Linked DNA regions of Homo sapiens: region 2 is linked to region 1. A link is an interaction called in ENCODE POLR2A ChIA-PET data of the cell type or tissue named here. Cell type or tissue: GM12878. All regions are shown on one strand. Links, peaks and the distances in the headings refer to the core of each region. The heading gives the core; the rest is flanking DNA.

The links. ChIA-PET counts read pairs that join two places held together with the same protein. Peaks named below come from ENCODE experiments on the same cell type or tissue, not always from the same donor. Only the 100,000 strongest peaks of a DNase experiment are listed, where the experiment ranks them.
Region 2: POLR2A ChIA-PET joins it to region 1 with 5 read pairs; 20 of 35 experiments call an interaction of 5 or more read pairs at or near these places.

Annotation. Positions count from the first base shown.
Region 1 is chr12:53,310,031-53,321,122 of GRCh38, reverse strand. AAAS (aladin WD repeat nucleoporin) reads left to right here. Exons shown (of 16, transcript NM_015665.6): 2 at 431-558; 3 at 5,341-5,396; 4 at 5,697-5,788; 5 at 5,983-6,029; 6 at 6,274-6,372; 7 at 6,682-6,825. Among named protein-coding and RNA genes, the nearest start is that of AAAS, 6.0 kb to the left of the region's middle. RefSeq lists an enhancer at 885-974. In GM12878, for the core only: no CTCF peak of the experiment used is centred there; a DNase peak (open chromatin) is centred at 6,952; H3K27ac peaks cover 201 bases.
Region 2 is chr12:53,191,616-53,203,336 of GRCh38, reverse strand. It overlaps ZNF740 (zinc finger protein 740), which reads right to left. Exons shown (of 7, transcript NM_001004304.4): 7 at 8,195-11,721. ITGB7 (integrin subunit beta 7) reads left to right here. Exons shown (of 16, transcript NM_000889.3): 2 at 2,143-2,265; 3 at 2,891-3,094; 4 at 5,386-5,587; 5 at 5,674-5,844; 6 at 6,517-6,758; 7 at 7,138-7,296; 8 at 7,616-7,711; 9 at 7,874-7,963; 10 at 8,993-9,139; 11 at 9,436-9,629; 12 at 9,974-10,197; 13 at 10,427-10,646; 14 at 10,799-11,007; 15 at 11,318-11,478; 1 more. The coding sequence starts at 2,894. Among named protein-coding and RNA genes, the nearest start is that of ITGB7, 9.8 kb to the left of the region's middle. RefSeq lists an enhancer at 2,477-2,706. In GM12878, for the core only: no CTCF peak of the experiment used is centred there; a DNase peak (open chromatin) is centred at 2,666; H3K4me3 peaks cover 2,754 bases; H3K27ac peaks cover 3,132 bases.

The DNA of each region.
Region 1 (11,092 bases), core at 2,134-10,133:
TGGAGAGAATGAGGGAGAATCTAGGGAGTGTGAGGATGCGGGAGAACTATCTAAAAGTTGGGGACAGTATCTGGGGAGGATCAGAAGGATACAACATGGAACTTTTTTCCATGGTGTTCCTGGGAAGGACAAGGAAGGGAAACTGACATTTATTGAGCGTTTGCTATGTAAGAAAGAGGCTGAGTCAGGTGTTTTCTAAAAATGTCATATGGTTTCATAATCACAGCAACCCTATGAAATATTATTCTAGTTGCACAGATACGGGAGCTAAGACTTGTTTCCCATTCTCACAAGTGTTAGCTTTGTGGAAATGGGAAACAGACCTCTGGAATCTCTTATACTTAGCCCAGCGGTGGGTTGGAGATGGCACGGAATTAAAGATTTGGGAAGAGACTGAATCACCGTCACACTCCTCACTTTTGTGCTATAGTGGATCAATCTTCCTGTCCTACAACTGACAAAGGATCCCCTAAAGACCCCTGGAAGGCTGGACCATGGCACAAGAACTGCCTTCATCCATCACCGGGAGCAAGTGTGGAAGAGATGCATCAACATTTGGTGAGGCATGGCAAAGGGTTTCCTGGGTCACAGTCTGCAGATCCTGGAAAATGAGTCAACACCCCTTTACCTTGGGGTGTTCTTCAAAAGACTTTTATTCAGGCTGTCTCCACGAGAGCTGTATATCCTAAATCATATGAAATTTTTAGTCCTTATTATAGAACTCAAATGCTCAATAAATGTCAGGTTCCCTTCCTTGCCCTTCCCAGGAACACTATGGAAAAAGTACTTCCATTTCATCTCTAGTAACTTGCCTTGCTTTCTGGCTTGATTAGGTGAACCTGCTCCCTGCCCCCACCTCATGGCATTACCACTTCTGAGCTTTTACCTGAAGCTCAGCAAGATCAGATATAAGGTTGCACTGAATAATCTCCTACATAGGTCATCCACTTTGCACTTGTAGGAGTGGAGCTACACTACCTGGTTTCATTTTCTTTTTTTTTTTTGAGATGGAGTTTCACTCTTGTTGCCCAGGCTGGAGTGCAGTGGCGTGCTCAGCTCACTGCAACTTCCACCTCCCAGGTTCAAGCGATTCTTCTGCCTCAGTCTCCCGAGTAGCTAGGATTACAGGCATGTGCCACCACGCCCAGCTAATTTTGTATTTTTAGTAGAGACAGGGTTTCTCCATGTTGGTCAGGCTGGTCTTGAACTTCCGACCTCAGATGATGTGCCCGCCTTGGCCTCCCAAAGTGCTGGGATTACAGGCGTGAGCCACCGCGCCCGGCTCATTTTCTTTTTCTTTTTTTTTTTTTTTTTTTTTTTGAGACGGAGTCTTGCTGTGTTGCCAGGCTGGAGTGCAGAGGTGCGATCTCGGCTCACTGCAGCCTCCGCCTCTCTGGTTCAAGCAGTTCCCCTGCCTCAGCCTCCCGAGTAGCTGGTACTATAGGCATGTGCCACCACGCCCAGCTAACTTTTTGTATTTTAGTAGAGATGAGATTTCACCATGTTGGCCAGGGTGGTCTGGCCTCCTGACCTCAGGCCTGCCTTGGCCTCCCAAAGTGCTGAGATTACAGCTACTGCACCTGGACCTATTAATGGCACATATTAATTCCTTTAAGGGTTATTTATGCCAGGCACAGTGACTCACGCCTATAATCCCAGCGCTTTGGTAGGCTGAGGCCAGCAGATTGCTTGAGCTTAGTAGTTTGAGACTAGCCTGGGGAACATGGCGAAACCATGTTCTTTTCTCTACAAGAAAAGTACAAAAATTAGCTGGGTATGGTGGCATGCACCTTTATTCCCAGCTACTTGGGAGGCTTATGTATAGGAGGATCACTTGAGCCTGGGAGGTGGAGGTTGTAGTGAGCCAAGATTGTGCCAGTGCAGTGGCACTGAGTGAGACCTTGTCTCAAAAAAAAAAAAAGGGTTACTTAATATTTTTATTAATACCATTACCATTTGTAGGATAAATTCCTAGAAATTAAGTTGCTGGCTCAGAGGGTATGTTCATCTGTAATTTTGTGAGCTGTTCCAAATAGCCCTCTGTCAAAATGGTACATGTATATGGTCCCACCAGCAGTGTATGGGAGTGCCTGTTTTCCAACACATGTGCTGTCAAGCTTTGATCTTTGGTACTTCAGTACAGTTTAATGGGCATGCCTGTGTGTGTGAAGTTGAATATCAGTTTGTTGAAAAGCCATTCATTCCCAGGCTCCTTGTCTCCTACTTCTGTGGCTGCTGCTTCTCAGGGTTTTTGGTGGCTCCTCTTCCTGATGTCCCTTAAATGTTGGTGTTCTTGGGGCTAGATTTCCAGTTGATGCATCAGACCTGGTGTTCACGTGTTTGCCAAATTATCCTGCTTGAATATTTCGCAGACTTCATATATTCAGCATGCTCAAATCCAGTCTCTTTATTTCTCTCTCCAAATCTGCTTCTCTGGATGGTTCACTTTAAGGAATGATCATATTACTCATTCAGGAAAAAGTGGTTTGAGTATAGGTTCTGGGGTAGATAGATGGTTGAATCCTGACTGCTACTTTCTACTTAGATTACCTTGTTCATATTAATTAGCCTCTTCACACCTTTGTTCTCTCATCTAAAAATGCAGTGATAGTCTGGGCGCGGAAGCTCATGCCTGTAATCCCAGCACTTTGGGAGGCCAAGGCGGGTGTATCACTTGAGGTCAGGAGTTCGAGACCAGCCTGGCCAATGTGGTGAAACTCCGTGTGTAATCCTAATTACTCAGGAGGCTGAGGTGCAAGAATTGCTTGCACCCAGGAGGTAGAGGTTGCAGTGAGCCGAGTTCACACCACTGCACTCCAGCCTGGGTGACAGAGTGAGACTCCGTCTTAACACACACACACACACACACACACACACGCACACACACACACACACACACTGAAACCCCATCTCTACAAAAAATTTAAAAATTAGCTGGGCATGATGGTGTGCACCCGTAGTCTCAGCTCCTCGGGAGGCCGAGGCAAGAATACCTGAGCTCAGGAGATTGAGGCTGCAGCGAGCCGTGATGGTGATATTGCACTCCAGCCTGGGTCACAGAGCAAGACCCTGTCTCAATAAAATAAAAATAAATGCAGTGATAACAATACCTATCTTGTAGGATTGTCATAATGGCTTGATTAGTTAATGTGAGGCACCTAGTCCAGAGCTGGCACATTGTAAGCATATTAGCTGATGTAATTATTACCTAGGTGTTTCTGTTGTATTGCTCTTTCCTTTACTAATGTCTGATTAGTCTTCACATCTTGTTTATGCTAATTCCTAAATCTCTCAAATCTGTCTCTTTTTCTTCATCCCCACCAGTTCAGGCCACTTTCACCTTTTTCCTAGGTTCCTGAAGTAGATTCTTTTTTTTTTTTTGAGACAGAGTCTCACTTTGTCACCCAGGCTGGAGTGCAGTGGCGTGATCTCAGCTCGCTGCAACCTCCGCCTCCTGGGTTCAAGCAATTCTTCTGCCTCAGCCTCTGAGTAGCTGGGACTACAGGTGCACACCACCACGCCTGGTTAATTTTTGTTTTGTTTTATTTTTTTGGTTTTTTTTTTTTGAGACGGAGTCTCGCTCTGTTGCCCAGGCTGGAGTGCAGTGGCACGATCTCGGCTCACTGCAAGCTTCGCCTCCCGAGTTCACTCCATTCTCGTGCCTCAGCCTCCCGAGTAGCTGGGACTACAGGCGCCCACCACCACACCTGGCTAATTTTTTGTATTTTTAGTAGAGATGGGGTTTCACCGTGTTAGCCAGGATGGTCTTGATCTCTTGACCTTGTGATCCGCCCGCCTCAGCCTCCCAAAGTGCTGGGATTACAGGTGTGAGCCACCGCACCTGGCCAATTTTTGTATTTTTAATAGAGATGAGGTTTCACCATCTTGACCAGGCTGGTCTCGAACTCCTGACCTCGTGATCCACCTGCCTTGGCCTCCCAGCGTGCTGGGATTACAGGTGTGAGCCACCGCACCCGGCCCTGAAGTAGATTCTTAACTGATTTATTTTTCTCTATTATTATTATTATTTTTTGAGACAGCATCTTGCTCTGTTGCCCAGTGTGGAGTGCAGTGGCGCAAACATGGAACACGGCTCACTGCATTGTCAGCCCCCAGGGCTCAAGTGATGCTCCTTCCTCAGCCTCCCAAGTAGCTGGGACTACAGGCATGTGCCACCACACCTGCCTAAGTTTTGTATTTTTTTTTGTAGAGACAGCATTTCCCTATGTTGCCTAGGCTGGTCTCAAGCTCTTGAGCTCAGGCGATCCACCTGCCTTGGCCTCCCAAAGTGCTAGGGTTGAGCCACTGCACCTGGACTTTTTCTATTTTTTCTCTTCTTTTTTTTTTTTTTTTTTTTTGTCTGAGATGGAGTCTTGCTCTGTTGCCCAGGCTGGAGTGTGGTGGCACGATGTTGGCTCACTGCAATCGCCACCTCCCGGGTTCAGGCGATTCTCCTGCCTCAGCCTATGGAGTAGCTGGGATTATAGGCATGGACCACCACACCTGGCTAATTTTCATATTTTTCAACATGTTTCACCATGTTGGCCAGGATGGTCTTGATCTCCTGACCTCGTGATCCGCCCACCTTGGCCTCCCAAAGTGCTGTGATTACAGGTGTGAGCCACCGCGCCTGGCCTTTTCTATTCTTTTTTTTTTTTCTTCTTTTTTGAGGCAGAGTCTCACTCTGTCGCCCAGGCTGGAGTGCAGTGGCACAATCTCGGCTTACTGCAGCCTCCGCTTCCTGGGTTCAAGTGATTCTCCTGCCCTGCCTCAGCCTCCTGAGTAGCTGGGACTACAGGTACGCACCACCACACCTGGCTAATTTCTGCATTTTTAGTAGAGACGGGGTTTTACCATGTTGGCCAGGATGGTCTCAGTTTCCTGACCTCGTGATCCACCCACCTCAGCCTCCCAAAGTGCTGGGATTATAGGCGTGAGCCACCACAGCCAGCCTGGCCTTTTCTATTCTTATCACTCTCTAATCTGCAGCCAGACTGCTCTTTCTAAAATGCTGCTGTGTGATCTGTTTATTCTTCTCCTTAGAACCCTTCCATGGCTTTCCATTCATTGTCTTAGAGCAAGTCCCAACTCCTTAACCTGCTCACAAAGCCCCAAAAGTCCTCTGAGCCTTGGTTGTCTCATCCGTAAATGGGTAGAATCTCGTTCAGATTTGTGAGATATGTAAATGAAAGGACAGCCCGTAGAGTGCCTGGTACATAGTTGGCACTCATTAAATGTGAGTGCCCATATTTTTAATACATGTATATTGAATGAATGAAACTGGTAGAGAGGGACAGAGGGGATCAGAGTAAGCTGACCCACATTTTCCTCCCTTATCAGGCGTGATGTGGGCCTTTTTGGGGTGCTAAATGAAATTGCAAACTCAGAAGAAGAGGGTAAGTATTTTTCCCTCCAGCCTTCCCTAGTTTTGTGGTTATCTCCTCTCCATATTCTTGAACTCACCCCCGACACCTGTTGGCTCAGCCTCTTTTAGCCCTATTTTTCCTGTCCTCTCCTCTACCTACCCAAATAACCCAGAGTGGGTGTCCAGAGTGGGTGTCCAGAGTGTGGTGTTGAGAGCACTTACTGGGCAGAAGGACCTGGGGAGTGCCTGTCCTTCCTTGTCTTTCACCTAGAAGGTACCTGGTAAGAGGCCTGTGAATGGTTTAATCAGAGCTGCTTCCTCAACCCTACAGTGTTTGAGTGGGTGAAGACGGCATCCGGCTGGGCCCTGGCACTCTGTCGATGGGCCTCTTCCCTCCATGGGTCCCTGTTCCCCCATCTGTCTGTAAGTTTGGCTTCCTCCCCAGCCCTCTGCATTTGCTGTGTCCCCATCCTACTCTGCCCTCATTCCTATCCTTGCAGGTCAGGGTTGGGTGTGATGACTTCAGAGGGTAGGAGTGGTCCAGCTCCCCTGTTGGAATATTGAGGAGATGGACTCCTTTTGCCCCAGTGTGTCCTGTGTCTATCTTGTTCTTACAGCTCAGGAGCGAAGATCTGATCGCTGAATTTGCCCAAGTCACAAATTGGTGAGTGCACAAGCCCTGGAGCTTTGTGGAAAGGAAGTCCTGAACCTCAAAACTCCCTTTGGGGAGAAGGCAAAGACTCCTACTCCTTTTCTGATTGCTCACCATATTCTCATTCCTCCTGTTCCCCCAAAAAAGAATACAAGAAAAAGTAGGAAAAAACCATGTCCTTACTGGAAATGAATGTGAGCTTCTGGGCTAGGGTAGGGATAGGTGCAGGAACTCTTCATGTTAACCCCTTCCTTAGGTCCAGCTGCTGCTTGCGTGTCTTTGCATGGCACCCCCACACCAACAAGTTTGCAGTGGCCCTGCTAGATGACTCAGTCCGTGTGTATAATGCCAGCAGGTGTGTGTGGGGACACCAGGTGGGCTCTGACTTGTCAATATCACCTTCCCTTGCCAGCCTTGGTTCCGGGGAGTCCTGTAGTTCTTGAACCTGATTCATGGGGCTCCTTCCAGAACTGGGGTCAGGGAAGCTCCATAACTGGATGCGTGCTTCTTCTAGACCTAACCTTTATCCCCTCCTGTCCTATGGTGCCCCTGGCCCCTGGATGGATCATCCTTCTTCTCTGTGGCTTTCCCTCCTTAACTGCACTCTGGTCCCTGGAGCCTTAGTGTTCCTGCCTTGACTCAGTTTCCTGCCCCTTCACCCTAGCACCATAGTCCCCTCCCTGAAGCACCGGCTGCAGCGAAATGTGGCGTCTCTGGCCTGGAAGCCCCTTAGTGCCTCTGTCTTGGCTGTGGCCTGCCAGAGCTGCATTCTTATCTGGACCCTGGACCCTACCTCCTTGTCTACCCGGTAAGTCCTAGTAGCCTGCCTTACCTTGGCCTGAGAGTTGTGCAATGCTAGGCATGGTGGGTGGTGAGGACGTCTGAAAGGAGAAGTTCTTTGTCCTCACAGCACTTCCCAGGGCTATGGGAAAAGCAGAAGTAAGATCAAGGTGGGTTGCTGAGAATACTCTAATCTGGAGAAAGAGAACTAGGGGCTTTTTGGATTGTGGGGACAATGTGTCTGTGGGTTACGGGGTGGAAAGACTCTTTCAGAGGACTATACACTTCCTTTACACTTAAAGGAAGTGTAAAGAAAATTAGTACTAATAAGATCAGAAACTAATAAAATTAGAAAAAGAATACCTGTGAAAACTAACTAAAAATAAAACCAGAAACTGGTTCTTTAAATTATGACTAAGCTGGGTGCGGTGGCTCATGCCTGTAATTCCAACACTTTGGGATGTGGAGGCGGTTGGATCACCTGAGGTCAGGAGTTCGAGACCAGCCTGGCCAACATAGCAAAACCTTGTCTCTACTAAAAATATGAAAATTAGCTGGGCATGGTGGTACACACCTGTAGTCCCAGCTACTCGGGAAGCTGAGGCAGGAGAATCGCTTGAATCTGGGAGGCGGAGGTTGCAGTGAGCCAAGATCATGCCACTGTACTCCAGCCTGGGCAACAGAGCGAGACTCTGTCTCAAAAAAAAAAAAAAATTATGAATAAAGGCTGGGAACAGTGGCTCACACCTGTAATCCCAGCATTTTGGGAGGCCAAGGCGTGAGGATCACCTGAGGTCAGGAGTTTGAGACCAGCCTGGCCAACATGGTAAAACCCGTCTCTGCTAAAAATACAAAAATTAGGCCAGGCGCAGTGGCTCATGCCTGTAATCTCAGCACTTTGGGAGACCAAGGTGGGTGGATTTCTTGAGGCCAGGAGTTCGAAACCAGCCTGGCCAACATGGCGAAACCCCATCTCTACTAAAAATACAAAAAAATTAGCTGGACGTGGTGGTGCGTGCCTGTGATCCCAGCTACTTGGGAGGCTGAGACACAAGAATCACTTGAACCCGGGAAGCGGAGGTTGCAGTGAGTTGACATCATGCCACTACAGCTGTACTCTGGTCTGGGCAACAGAGTGAGACCCTGTCTCAAAAAAAAAAAAAAAAAAAAGGCCAGGCGCGGTGGCTCACGCCTGTAATCCCAGCACTTTGGGAGGCTGAGGCGGGTGGATCATGAGGTCAGGAGATAGAGACCATCCTGGCTAACACGGTGAAACCCCATCTTTACTAAAAATACAAAAAATCAGCTGGGCGTGGTGGTGCTCGCCTGTAGTCTCAGCTACTTGGCAGGCTGAGGCAGGAGAGTCACTTGAACCTGGGAGGCGGAGGTTGCAGTGAACTGAGATCACGCCACTGTACTCCAGCCTGGGCAACAAAGCAAGACTCTGTCTCAAAAAAAAAAAATATATATATATATACACACACACACACATATATGTTTTATATATATACACATATATATACACGTATATATATATATACGTGTATGTATACGTGTATATACGTATATATATGAATAAAGAAGAAAACCTCTTGGTTAGCCTAATTAAGGAGAAAAAGAAAACCAAAGTATACTATTTTCAGAAGTGGAAAGATATAGATACGGGAGAAAATAGAAGAATTATAAAAGAATATTGTGGACTTGTTTAGGCCAACAGATTTGAAAATCTGAAGGAAATGTTTGATTTCTTTTTTTTTTTTGAGAAGGAGTTTCACTCCTGTTGCCCAGGCTGGAGTGCAGTGGCACGATCTCGACTCACTGCAACCTCAGCCTCCCGGGTTCAAGTGATTCTTCTGCCTCAGCCTCCCAAGTAGCTGGGACTACAGGCACGCACTAGCTAATTTTTGTATTTTTAGTAGAGATAGGGTTTCACCATATTGGCCAGGCTGGTCTTGAACTCCTGACCTTGTGATCCGCCCGCCTTGGCTTCCCAAAGTGCTGGGATTATAGAAGTGAGCCACCGTGCCCTGTGGAAATGTTTGATTTTCTAGCAAAATATAAGTTACCAAAGTGGATTGTAGAAGAAAATAATGAGATTTTTTTTTTTTGAGATGGAGTTCCACTTTTGTTGCCCAGGCTGGATGGAGTGCAGTGGTGCAATCTCGGCTCACTGCAACCTCTGCCTCCCGGGTTCAAGTGATTCTCCTCTTGACTTCGTGATCCGCCCGCCTCAGCATCCCAGAGTGCTGGGATTACAGGCGTGAGCCACCATGCCCGGCCTGTCCTCCCTTTTTTTTGTTGCAGGATCTTCCTGATTTATTTTTATAAAGCTAATGTAACCCTGATACCTAAACCTTGACAATAGGTACTATAAGAAAAAAACACGTGATCACAGATTTTTTTTGGGGGGGGATGGAATCTCACTCTGTCGCCCAGGCTGGAGTGCAGTGGCGCCATCTCAGCTCACTGCAACAACCTCTGCCTCCTGGGTTCAAGCGATTCTCCTGCCTCAGCCTCCCAAGTAGCTGGGACTACAGGTGCGTGCCACCACACCGGCTAATTTTTTATTTTTAGTAGAGACAGGGGTTTCACCATATTGGCCAGGCTGGTCTCAAACTCTTGACCTCAGGTGATCCGCCTGCCTCGGCCTCCCGAAGTGCTGAGATTACAGGCATGAGCCGCTGCAACTGGCCTGTTTTTTGGTTTTTTTAGAGATGGGGTTTCATTATGTTGCCCAGGCTGGAATACAGTGGCTATTCACAGACTCAATCATTGCACACTACAGCCTTGAACACCTGGGCTCAAGTGAGCCCCTTGCCAAGTAGCTGGGACTATAGGTGCGTACACCACGCCTGGAAGGTTGTTGGTTTTTTTTGTTTCTACTAAAAATACAAAAATTAGCTGGGTGTGGTGGCGTGCGCCTATAATCCCAGCTACTCAGGAGGCTGAGGCAGGAGAATTCACTTGAACCCAGGAGGTGGACGTTTCAGTGAGCTGAGATAATGCCATTGTACTCTAGCCTGGGTGACAAGAGCGGAACTCGATTTAAAAAAATTTTTTTAAATAAATGAACAAAAAACAAGGCCAGGCGTGATGGCTCATGCGTGTAATTCCAGCACTTTCGGAGGCTGAGGCAGATGGATCGCTTGAGCCTAGGAGTTTGAGACTAGCTTGGTCAACATAGATGCTGTCTATACAAAAAATAAAAATAAAAAAACTAGCTGGGCGTGGGGTGTACGCCTGTAGTCCTAGCTACTTTAGAGGCTGAGGCAGGAGCCTCAGGACTTTGAGGCTGCAGTGTGCTATGACTGTGTCACTGCACTCCATCCTGGAGTGTGAACCACCATGCCTGGCCCAGGAAATATTTTTTACAGCATTATGTATAATAAAAAATTACAAACAAGTCAAATGTCCATTTGTAGAGGCATGACTCAATAAATTATAGTTCATCTATTGAGTGGTATACAATGGAGCCACTGAAAAGAATGAGATGAATCTGAACCCACCTGCAAAGGCAGCTGTGATTTATCATAAAGTTCAAGAGAATTAAATTGTACATCCATGACTAAGACTTCACTGGAGCTGAAGGTGGTTATAGTTAGGTGGAAAGAGAGGTGGCATTAATTCAGGTAGTAGCCTTCGTCTGTCAGGCCAGGCACATGGCTCTGGAAATACACAGCTGCAGACACATGGCAGGTGCCCTCAGGTAGTTCCCTGCTGGTGATGGAGGCCGAGCCACATGCTGCATCTTTTTTTTTTTTTTTTTTGAGACGGAGTCTCGCTCTGTCGCCAGGCTGGAGTGCAGTGGTGCAATCTCGGCTCACTGCAACCTCCGCCTCCCGGGTTCAAGCAATTCTCCTGCCTCAGCCTCCCAAGTAGCTGGGACTACAGGCGAACACCACCACGCCCAGCTAATTTTTTTGTACTTTTAGTAGAGACGGGGTTTCACCATGTTGGCCAGAATGGTCTCGATCTCTTGACCTCGTGATCCGCCCACCTCGGCCTCCCAAAGTGCTGGGATTACAGGCGTGAGCCACTGCGCCCAGCCTGCAGCATCTTTATGATAAGGAGCAAACGCGGGAGCTGCAGAGTTGGGAGGTACTTTGATAAGGCAAGGCAGGAGGGCTGTTTGGGAGCACAGGATGTGTTCTGAGGAGTGTTAGATAACTGGAGAGAAAAGGTTGGAACCTTGAAGTAATGTCATAGATTATTAATCCTGGATAGATGGATGGCCAGGCTGGATGGCCTGTGGGCAGAGAGCTGTGTTCTGGGGTAGGGCCTGATATCGCCCCAGG
Region 2 (11,721 bases), core at 1,572-9,571, 120 kb after region 1:
TGATTAATAGTGTTGAGCATCTTTTCATTTGCTGGGTGGCTATTTGTCTATCTTCTTTGAAGAAATGTCTTTTTAAGTCTTTTGCTCATTTTGAAAGTTGGGTTGTCTTTTTGTTGTTGAATTGTAAGAGTTCGTTATATATTAAGGATACTCATCTGATATATAATCTGCAAATATTTTCTCCCATTCTGTGGGTTGTCTTCGCTCTCTTGACATTGTCTTTGATGCACAAAACTTTAAATTTTTGATGAAGTCCAATGTATCTGTTTTTCCTTTTGTTGTTTGTGCTTTTGGTATTACAGCTAAGAATCCATTACCAAGTCCAAGATTATGAAGATTTACCTATATACTTTCTTCTAAGAATTTATAGTTTTAGTAGTTATATTTAGGGCTTTGATCTCTTTTCAGTTAACCTTTGTATATGGTGTGAGGTGGGGAGGGGGTCCAACTTCATTCTTTTGCATGTTGAAAGCACCTTTTATTTTTTGAGAAAAAGTGGTGGCGTGTGCCACTACACCCGGCTAATTTTTGTATTTTTAGTAGAGACGGGGTTTCACTATGTTAGCCAGGCTGGTCTTGAACTCCTGACCTTGTGATCTGCCTGTCTCGGCCTCCCAAAGTGTTGGGATTACAGGCATGAGCCACGGTACCTGGCCTTTTTTTAAAGATGGAGTTTCAGCTGGGCATGTAATCCCAGCTCATGCCTGTAATCCCAGCACTTTGGGAGCCTGAGGCAGGTGGATCACTTGAGGTCAGGAGTTTGAGACCAGCCCGGCCAATGTGGTCAAACCCTCTCTCTACTAAAAATACAAAAACTAGTCGGGTGTGGTGGCGCATGCCTGTAGTCCCAGATACTTGGGCGCCTGAGGCCAGAGAATTGCTTGAATCTGGGAGGCAGAGGTTGCAGTGAGCTGAGATGGCGCGACTGCACTCCAGCCTGAGCAAGACTCCATCTCAAAAAAACAAAACAAAACAAAAAAGACAGAGTTTCACTCTGTTGTCCAGGCTGCAGGGCAGTGGCACAATTGCAGCTCACTGCAACCTCTGCCTCCTGGGATCATGTGATTCTCCTGCCTCAGCCTCCTGAGTAGCTGGGATTACAGGCGCCCACCACCACACCCAGCTAGTTTTTGTATTTTTAGTAGAGACGGGGTTTCACCATGTTGTCCAGGCTGGTCTCGAACTCCTGACCTCAAGTGATCCACCTGCCTCGGCCTCCCAAAGTGCTGGGATTACAGGCATGAGCCACTGTGCCCAGCCCCAGCCCCATTTTTTGAAGACAGTTTTTCTCATTGAATGGTTTGGCACCCTTGTTGGAAATCAATTGGCCACAGAAGCATAGTTTATTTCTGGACTCTTTCAATTCTATTCCACTGATGTATAATATATGTGTATCCTTATGCCAGTACCACACTGTCTTCTTTTTTTCTTTTTAAGAGACAGGGTTTCACTCTGTTGCCCAGGGCAAAGTACAGTGACACGATCATAGCTCACTGCAGCCTCAAACTACTGGGTTCAAGCTGTCTTCTCACCAGCACTGGGATTACACGCATGAGCCACTGCGACCAGCCAATGCTGTCTTGATCACTGTAGCTTTGCAGTATCTTTTTTACAAGATTATTTTGGCTATTTGGGGTTCCGAGCAATTCCATATAAATTTTAGGATCAGCTTTTCCATTTCTGCAAAAAAAAAAGGGCCAATGGGATTTAACTTTTTGACTTATGAAGCGTGGTAAATGAATTACCTGCTCATTTTAAAAAATTAATATGTTTTTTTAAAATCAGGAATTTGCTTGGCTTTCCTGAAGGTCACTCAAGGTATTACCCTGTCTCCAGGCTCTTTCTTCAATCTAGATTATCTTTGTGCAAAGTACAGAAAGTAGAAAATTTTTTTGCCAACACTGGCCTTTCTCCCCTTATCCCAGACCTGCAGAGAGTTCTTGTGGTCTAATCTTCATTCCTCTTGCTACCATGTCAACCAAGCAGAACTATTCTTCCTTGACTCTTTCACACACTCCCTCATCTGCTCCAGCTTTCTTTTCTTTAATTCCCAGTCACTGACCCTCTTCTCTTATTTAGAATCCAAGATTGTAAAAGCCGCCAAGTATGTCAGACTATTTATTCAACTTCTCCACTTTGCAGATGTGGAAACTAAAGCCCAGAGAGAAAGTCTGACTTGCCCCACAGCCAGTGAGTGACTGCAGCAGCACCAGAATCTGGTCTGTTTCCTGTTTGGCTCTTCTACCACTACGGCTTGGGATCTCGGTAAATAGAACTGGGTGCAGACTTTAGTGCTTTCAGGCTCAGTCCCCAAATCCTTTAGTAGGCCATTTTGCCCACCTTGGCCACATGAAGTCTGCACACAGGAAGGACAGATCTTCTCTGAGGCCCCTATTTTTTTTTTTTTTAAGACAGATTCTTGCTTTGTCACCCAGGCTGGTGTGCAGTGGTGTGATCTCGGCTCACTACAACCTCCGCCTCCCTGGTTCAAGCAATTCTCTTGCCTCAGCTTCCTGAGTAACTGGGATTACAGGTGCACGCCACCATGCCTGACTAATTTTTGTATTTTTAGTAGAGATGGGGTTTCGCCATGTTGACTAGGCTGGTTTCGAATTCCTGAGCTCAGGTGATCCACCCACCTTGGCTTCCTAAAGTGCTGAGATAACAGGCATGAGCCACCACGTCCGGAGGCCCCTACCTTTGCGTGATACCTGCTCCTTCCCATTATTTTGAAGAAACTGCTGAATCCACAGGGGAAGTGAAACTATGAGGGGAGATAAAGTGTTGGGGCAGAGTTTTGAGAGTGATAACCACAAGCTAAGTTTAGAGGACTGAGAGTTTGAGAGTCCTCCCTGAGGACCCACATGTCCCCCTTTATATCCTATTACAGGGCATGGTGGCTTTGCCAATGGTCCTTGTTTTGCTGCTGGTCCTGAGCAGAGGTGAGAGTGAATTGGACGCCAAGATCCCATCCACAGGGGATGCCACAGAATGGCGGAATCCTCACCTGTCCATGCTGGGGTCCTGCCAGCCAGCCCCCTCCTGCCAGAAGTGCATCCTCTCACACCCCAGCTGTGCATGGTGCAAGCAACTGGTAAAGATGGGCCTATGGTCTTTGAACCATGTGTATGTGTATGTGTATGTGTATATGTATGTGCAGCCTGGATATATGTGTGTGATTGTGTGGGCACATGTATGATTTTCTGGGAACACTCCACAGTCTCATGTGTGACTGAGTTTGTGCACATAGGACTCCTGTGTGTGGATATACGTGTGTGCATACACATGCATGCAAGTTTCTTGTGCACTTAGGATTATGTCTGTATCCATTTGCTTGTGTATATATGGAGAGAATTTGTGACCATGAATTGGGAGAAAGTATGTGCTTGTGGGAATTCATGCTTGTGTATAGGTAGAGGGAGCTGTTGTGTATGTAAACATGGGAGAAAGGTACTACCCAGTGCGGGCTGCCATAACAAAATACCATAAGCTGGGTGGTTTAAGCAACAGGAATTCATTTCTCCTAATGTTGGAAGCTGGGAAGTCCAAGATCAAAGTGCTGGCTGATTTGGTTCCTCAGTTAGGGCCCTCTTCCTTGCTTGCAGACTGGCTACCTTCTCGCTGTGTCCTCACATAGTGGGGATGGGGTTGGGGGATGGGGGTGGGAACTGCCTCTCTTCTTGTAAGCGCACTAATTCCATCATGAGGGTTCCACCCTTAGGCCCTCATCTAAGCCTAGGTACCTCCCAAAGGCTCCATCTCCAAATACCATCACATGGAGGGTTAGGGCTTCAACAGAGGATGGGGTGGGGGTGGGGAGGGGTAGGGGTGCAGAGTTCAGTCCATAGCAGCAAGTGTGTGGTTAGATTTCTAAGTCTGTGTTTTGGGTGGAGGCATTCTGTTCCTGGGTGTGTAGTAGCCTATGACTGGACAGGTAGAAAGGGAAGGGGTGGAAGCATATGGGCTTGAGGGGGACTGGAAAGGCTTGAGCTACCTAAGTGGCCAAGAAGGATGCTAGGGAGCAGGTGTCTCCCTGGCTCTTCAAACAAAGCTGTTGTTTGTTTATGCTTTAAAGAGACAGAACTCATGGAGCAGCAGAGCAGGAGGGGTGCCCAAGCTGGGATGGGGGCAGGTCTGCCTCTCTCAGTGTAAGATGGAGGGTTAGATCAGTGTGGGAGCCCAGATAAGAGATGGGGGCAAATTCACATGGAAGCAGAGCTACAGATGCTTAGAGGACCCAGGAGAAAGGCACACAGGGACCCAGGAGAAAGGCACACAGTGAATCTGACTGGACAAGAAGGGTAGATACTGAGTCTGCACAAGGCAGAGAGGCAGAGGTGCCAGGCTGGAGCTGGGGAGCTGGCGCTCTTGAGATGGTCAGGTCTGTGTCTGGCTTCTCCAGTCTCCTGACACCTAGGGCCAGCTGAGAAGCCGCTCTAACCATTTCCTTCCCCTGTGGCTTCCCAACCAGTCCCAGGGATACCAGACATATTGGTGGGGAGGACGCCTCCTCTTCTGTTCTTATCCTTTCCTTTCCAAGGAGCTGTGGGTCTTAGTCTGACCACCTTCCCATTTTGGTGTGAGCTTGCTGGGGAGGTTGGCCTAGGAGGCAAGGCCCCTGTTTTTTTGTGGTAGTGAAGTCTCTAAGATCTCAACAGGAAGTCTGTGACTCTATTGGGGAGGAGAGGGGTAGGTGGCTGGGGCAAGGGGGAGTTGAGATAGGGGAGGGGTGGGGGACTGCTATAGGAAGTGGGGCTCTGACAAGGAAGAAAGGACCAGAGTTCCACCGGTGGCGGTTCATGCCTGTAATCCCAGTACTTTGGGAGGCTGGGGCAGGAGGATTTCTTGGGGCCAGGAGTTCGAAACAAGACTGGGCAAAAAAGCAAGACCCTGTCTTTACAGTAGGAAAAAAAAAAAAGGCGTGGTGGTTCACGTCTGTAATCCCAGCACTTTGGGAGGCTGAGGTGGGCGCACTTGAGGTCAAAAGTTTGAGACCAGCCTGACCTATATGGGGAAATCCCGTCTCTACTAAAAATACAAAAAACCTGGGCGTGGTGGCACATGCCTGTAGTCCCAGCTACCGGGAGGCTGAGGTACGAGAATCACTTGAACCCGGGAGGTGGAGGTTGCAGTGAGCGGAGATAGCACCGCAGCACTCCAGCCTGGGTGACAGAGTGAGACTCCGTCTCAAAAACAAAACAAAACAACAAAAAAGACCGGAGTTCAAGGGTAGCTGTGGCGAGGAAGAGGGGAGGGAATCAGGGACTCAAGGAGTGGACTGGAGGTGGGGGCATTAGAGGTGGCCGGGTTTGCAGGGTGTTTTTGGGAGCGGGGCCCAGGGCCTATGCAGGACCGGGTCCCGACGCGCCTTTTCTTGCTGAGCAGAACTTCACCGCGTCGGGAGAGGCGGAGGCGCGGCGCTGCGCCCGACGAGAGGAGCTGCTGGCTCGAGGCTGCCCGCTGGAGGAGCTGGAGGAGCCCCGCGGCCAGCAGGAGGTGCTGCAGGACCAGCCGCTCAGCCAGGGCGCCCGCGGAGAGGGTGCCACCCAGCTGGCGCCGCAGCGGGTCCGGGTCACGCTGCGGCCTGGTGAGTTAGGGGAGGCGGGGCCAGGCCAGAGGTCTAGGCTGGCGTTCCAATGCGCTCTGCTGACCCGCCCGCCGCCCACCCCCTAGGGGAGCCCCAGCAGCTCCAGGTCCGCTTCCTTCGTGCTGAGGGATACCCGGTGGACCTGTACTACCTTATGGACCTGAGCTACTCCATGAAGGACGACCTGGAACGCGTGCGCCAGCTCGGGCACGCTCTGCTGGTCCGGCTGCAGGAAGTCACCCATTCTGTGCGCATTGGTGAGCCGAGCGCTGCCTCCCGCCCTGTTAGCCCTTGCCTATTCAACCACTGCCCTAGCCTCTGCCAACATCCTGGACTCACAAGGGCCCCAACTTGCCCTCCCAGTTGTTGACAGGCCTAGCCAGGCCACAGGTTCGTTCCTGCATCTCTCCCTAGACACCCATCTTCTAGGTCAGAGCTGGAGAGGACTCAAGAGACTATCCGTTTTACAGGCCTGAGACCCAGCGTCTGGAGAGACTGTGCTCAGGCACTCTCTGGGCCTGGACAGCTGCCCTGGGCCTACCAACCTGGAACCTGCCCTGATGCAAGTCTCCCTGGACAAGACCTAGATGCCACTGTCCCTGGCTCCACATTCTGTGCCAACTCTCCTCTATTCAAATTTCCTTCCTTTGCCTCATGCTGCTACCATATCCTATACCCGGGCCTTCTTCCGCCTTCTGGAAGTTCCCATTTGCCCAGGAAGTTGTGTCCTCCTCTTAATGTCTTCTACCTGCCACTTCCCTGAGCCAGTGGTCTCACTGCTTTGCTTGCCAGTTACCAGGTCCCTGCCCCCTAGGTGCACCCTCTCCCATCACCGTCCTCCCCACCCCACTTCCCATAGAGCGCTCTCATGGGTCCTCTGTTGCTGCCCTGCGACTTCTGGCACAACCTTCATTCCTCTCCTCTCCCAGGTTTTGGTTCCTTTGTGGACAAAACGGTGCTGCCCTTTGTGAGCACAGTACCCTCCAAACTGCGCCACCCCTGCCCCACCCGGCTGGAGCGCTGCCAGTCACCATTCAGCTTTCACCATGTGCTGTCCCTGACGGGGGACGCACAAGCCTTCGAGCGGGAGGTGGGGCGCCAGAGTGTGTCCGGCAATCTGGACTCGCCTGAAGGTGGCTTCGATGCCATTCTGCAGGCTGCACTCTGCCAGGTGAGGAGGTGGGGCGGGGATCTGAGCCTGGAGGTCTGTTTGGGAACAGGACTGCCCCTTATGGTTGTGTAGTGCACAGTTCTAGGGGGTGCCATTCATACCATAGTTGCTGTAGTTTGTATATTTAGCAATTACCTGGTGGGTTGGAGTAAAATATCTTGAGGAGGAGGCATGTTTTTCGAATTCACAAGTAAGCCTCCACTAGCAGCAGCCTTCTTTAGGGGGCTGGAGAGAGCAGGGAGAAGCAAGGTACTGGAGGCAAGGGGATGGACAAGCTGACTCAGAGTGAGGCTGGCCACATTCTTGGCTCACAGAGCTGGCTGGGGTGGCTCAAGGGCCATGCCCAGGTGCATAGCCTACCACCCCCACTGTAACTCAGGAGCAGATTGGCTGGAGAAATGTGTCCCGGCTGCTGGTGTTCACTTCAGACGACACATTCCATACAGCTGGGGACGGGAAGTTGGGCGGCATTTTCATGCCCAGTGATGGGCACTGCCACTTGGACAGCAATGGCCTCTACAGTCGCAGCACAGAGTTTGTGAGTCCCTATTGTCACCCTGCCTCTCCCCATTTCAGCCACACCTCTTTCCTTCCAGGACTCCCACTCCCAGCCTTACAGTCCTCACCAGTAACCACCCTGTAGACACCCTGCCATCTTCTCCAGCAGTTCCTCCTTTCAGCTGCCGAGACAGGACACCTTTGTCACCCCATTCCCTACCTCCTTCCTATTCCATAGCAAGCCTCCAGGGCTCCTCCAGCTGGTGGAACCTTGGTTCCTGGATTCCCTGGGCTGAGGGCACCTTGCATGTTGTGGGGGAAACCTGTGGGGCTCACCTTGTCCCTGCTCCCTGTCCCAGGACTACCCTTCTGTGGGTCAGGTAGCCCAGGCCCTCTCTGCAGCAAATATCCAGCCCATCTTTGCTGTCACCAGTGCCGCACTGCCTGTCTACCAGGTGAGAGCTGTCTACATGTCAGATCCCCCAGCCCCATCCCAACCTTTCTCAATTCCCCCAAAGATACATTCTCCGTCCCCCATATGCCCTCCTTCCAGACCTCCGGGAGCCCATTTTCCTAGAGCTGTGACCCACCATTTCCCTTAACTCCCCAAAACTCAGGAGCTGAGTAAACTGATTCCTAAGTCTGCAGTTGGGGAGCTGAGTGAGGACTCCAGCAACGTGGTACAGCTCATCATGGATGCTTATAATGTGAGGGGCCAGGGGAAGGGGAGATGGTGAGGGTGGGCACTAGGGAAAGGTGGAAAGGGGCCCTTGGGTGGGGTGGCAGAACTAAGAGGAAATGGTCACTTTTTGGTCTAACATTCCACAGCTCCTACCTATAGTCTGCATGTGGCTGTCATTAACTGTTCAATCTTACATTCATAAATCTTAAAACATCTGACATGCAGACAGCATGGAGCTCTGCTCTGGGCAAGAAAGGAAAGTTTCAATCACTGAGCTTTTATTTCATGCGCCCACCATCCTAGGTGTACATACTGTTTGCTACTTCATTTAACCCTGCCAAAAGCCTTGCTTCATAACTGTTACCATCCCTATTTTACAGATGAGGAAACCCACACAAGGAGGCTAAGTGACTTGTCCAAGGTCACAAAGATAACAAACAGAAGGGCTGGCATTTGTCCCCAGTCAGTCTGTACATAAACAATGTGAGATCTGGAGCCTGCTTTCACTAAGTTTATAAATAATTCAGAGCTATTCTTCACAAGAACCATAGAATTTTACAGGTAGAAGGAACCATAAAAATTCTTAGTGGTTTAGGTCTTACCTCTGCAACTAGGCTGTAGGCTTCTTGATAACAGGGAGCATCTCCTAAACCTATGGCAAGAAAATCTGAGACAGTATCAAATTTCCCAAGATAAACTCTGTAATGAATCTGCCCTTTAGACCTGGCATGCACCCAGGTTATGTGTCCTGATGTGGGGCTTCACAAACATGGTCTCTGTACATTTACAGCACCTGGCCAGCCTGTGACCCTCAGTGGCCCTTGCTGGCAGCTGCACTGAAATGCTGTATTAGAGGCCTCTGGATCCTGTATGTTCTATGCAAGGTTCTCACGGGTCCTCCCTCCAGAAATGCCTCGACTGGGCAGAATGGAAGGAGCCCCAGGTGGCAGAGGGCAGGGTGCTGGCAGAATTGGGAACACCTGGAGAGGACATAAGGTGGGGTTGGAGTCCTTTTCTGCCTTCACGTGGTTATCCACTCGCTCTCTTCCCATAGAGCCTGTCTTCCACCGTGACCCTTGAACACTCTTCACTCCCTCCTGGGGTCCACATTTCTTACGAATCCCAGTGTGAGGGTCCTGAGAAGAGGGAGGGTAAGGCTGAGGATCGAGGACAGTGCAACCACGTCCGAATCAACCAGACGGTGAGAGCCAGCAAGCACAGGCAGAAGGCGGGCAGGGGGAGGTGGGAGTGGGAAATTAAGCAGGCAGGAAAAGATGGGTGGCAGGTACAGGGAGTGACATGAGAGCCTGAGGTAGTCCTCCATCCATCCTTCCTGGAGCAGTCTGAGTGGCTTCCTCAGGCATGTTTCTAGGAGTTGGGTGTTAACATGACCCCATCCCTTCATTTACTAAGGGGTGAGGTTCTGGATGATTGGTGAGTTTGGGGTATGTGTGTGTGCATGTGTATAACCATGGCCTGATTCCTGCCTCTTCTCAGGTGACTTTCTGGGTTTCTCTCCAAGCCACCCACTGCCTCCCAGAGCCCCATCTCCTGAGGCTCCGGGCCCTTGGCTTCTCAGAGGAGCTGATTGTGGAGTTGCACACGCTGTGTGACTGTAATTGCAGTGACACCCAGCCCCAGGCTCCCCACTGCAGTGATGGCCAGGGACACCTACAATGTGGTGTATGCAGGTGAGGGCCTCCTCTTCCCTTCAACCACCTGGCTCCCAACAACCAACCAACCCTGGCCCGTATTCCTCCGCTGCTTTCCATCCCCCCCACAGGAGTCTCCTCGACATCCCGACTCCCCACTCAGTTTCATCCCTTGAAGCTTCCCATGTATGTCCAGGCCCTCCCCCTGACTGGGGCTCCCTCCACTCTCTCACCCCTCAGTGTTTCACTATACTTAACATCCTTTCAGCTGTTTGTCTGTCTCCAACTCTTTTGAGAACTTGGGTTTAGAGGTTCCTGGGAGAGACAAGTCAGGGGTGATCAAACCCTCTGACCTACTTCTCTCCTTTGCCTTCCCCTTCCAGCTGTGCCCCTGGCCGCCTAGGTCGGCTCTGTGAGTGCTCTGTGGCAGAGCTGTCCTCCCCAGACCTGGAATCTGGGTGCCGGGCTCCCAATGGCACAGGGCCCCTGTGCAGTGGAAAGGGTCACTGTCAATGTGGACGCTGCAGCTGCAGTGGACAGAGCTCTGGGCATCTGTGCGAGTGTGACGATGCCAGCTGTGAGCGACATGAGGGCATCCTCTGCGGAGGTACCTGGAGCCTTGGGGAGAAGGGCGGGGTCTGAGAGGCCTTCCCAAGGCACTTAGGCTCTGGGAATCTCCTGGCATGGAAGGCAAATATCAAAAGATTCCGGTGTATGGGTTAGAGGGTGTGGTTGGCATACTTCAAAAAGATTGGATGCGTGGGCTTGTCGTGCCACATGATGGCCAACTGTGTGTGTGGAGTATGGTTGTCACCCTCTGCATGGCTCTACCCCAGGCTTTGGTCGCTGCCAATGTGGAGTATGTCACTGTCATGCCAACCGCACGGGCAGAGCATGCGAATGCAGTGGGGACATGGACAGTTGCATCAGTCCCGAGGGAGGGCTCTGCAGTGGGCATGGACGCTGCAAATGCAACCGCTGCCAGTGCTTGGACGGCTACTATGGTGCTCTATGCGACCAATGCCCAGGCTGCAAGACACCATGCGAGAGACACCGGTGAGGCCTCAGGTCTTGCATCTTGGGAGCAGGGGCACAGTGGGGCTTGTTGAGCTACTCCCATCTGCCTACTCTCCGTCCTGCTTGTAGTTGGGCAAGGGGCATTGGGTGACAACTGCCCAGCTGGTAACCTATTGGCATCTACTACACAGGGACTGTGCAGAGTGTGGGGCCTTCAGGACTGGCCCACTGGCCACCAACTGCAGTACAGCTTGTGCCCATACCAATGTGACCCTGGCCTTGGCCCCTATCTTGGATGATGGCTGGTGCAAAGAGCGGACCCTGGACAACCAGCTGTTCTTCTTCTTGGTGGAGGATGACGCCAGAGGCACGGTCGTGCTCAGAGTGAGACCCCAAGAAAGTAAGTGGGCAGGGATGCCACAAACCCTGGAAGTTTGATGGGCAGGGTCTCAACTCTGGGGATGCAGAGTGAAGATAATGGGAAACAGGCTGGGGGCTGAAGCAGAACTGTGAATCCAGGACAAAGGCAGAGGCAATTGAGCAAGTGGACGAGGCTAAGGCCCTGGGCGGTGAGGATAACCTTGGACCTCCCTGGGTTCCCTTTGCTTTCAGTGACAGACAGGGTTGGACAGGCTGGACACACTGTGAGCAACTGATGATCTGTCCCTATGCTCCAGCTCCCACAAGTGTGTCTGGTTTCTTGTTCACAGAGGGAGCAGACCACACGCAGGCCATTGTGCTGGGCTGCGTAGGGGGCATCGTGGCAGTGGGGCTGGGGCTGGTCCTGGCTTACCGGCTCTCGGTGGAAATCTATGACCGCCGGGAATACAGTCGCTTTGAGAAGGAGCAGCAACAACTCAACTGGAAGCAGGTGAGGAGACTTCCTGGTTAGGCCCCTTTTTAGCTGTTCCCCCACCACAAGACCAGCCCTGATTCCTCCCACTGGGTTCCCCCAGCCCCTGGCACATGTAACCAACCCCTCTGCTAACTTCCATCAGCTCCTAGGATTCGGCTCAAGGCTGGCCTCTTAGGTCTAGAAAGGGGACGAGGAATCCTGGGATTTTTGCTTATAATCTGCAACATCTTTCTCCAGGACAGTAATCCTCTCTACAAA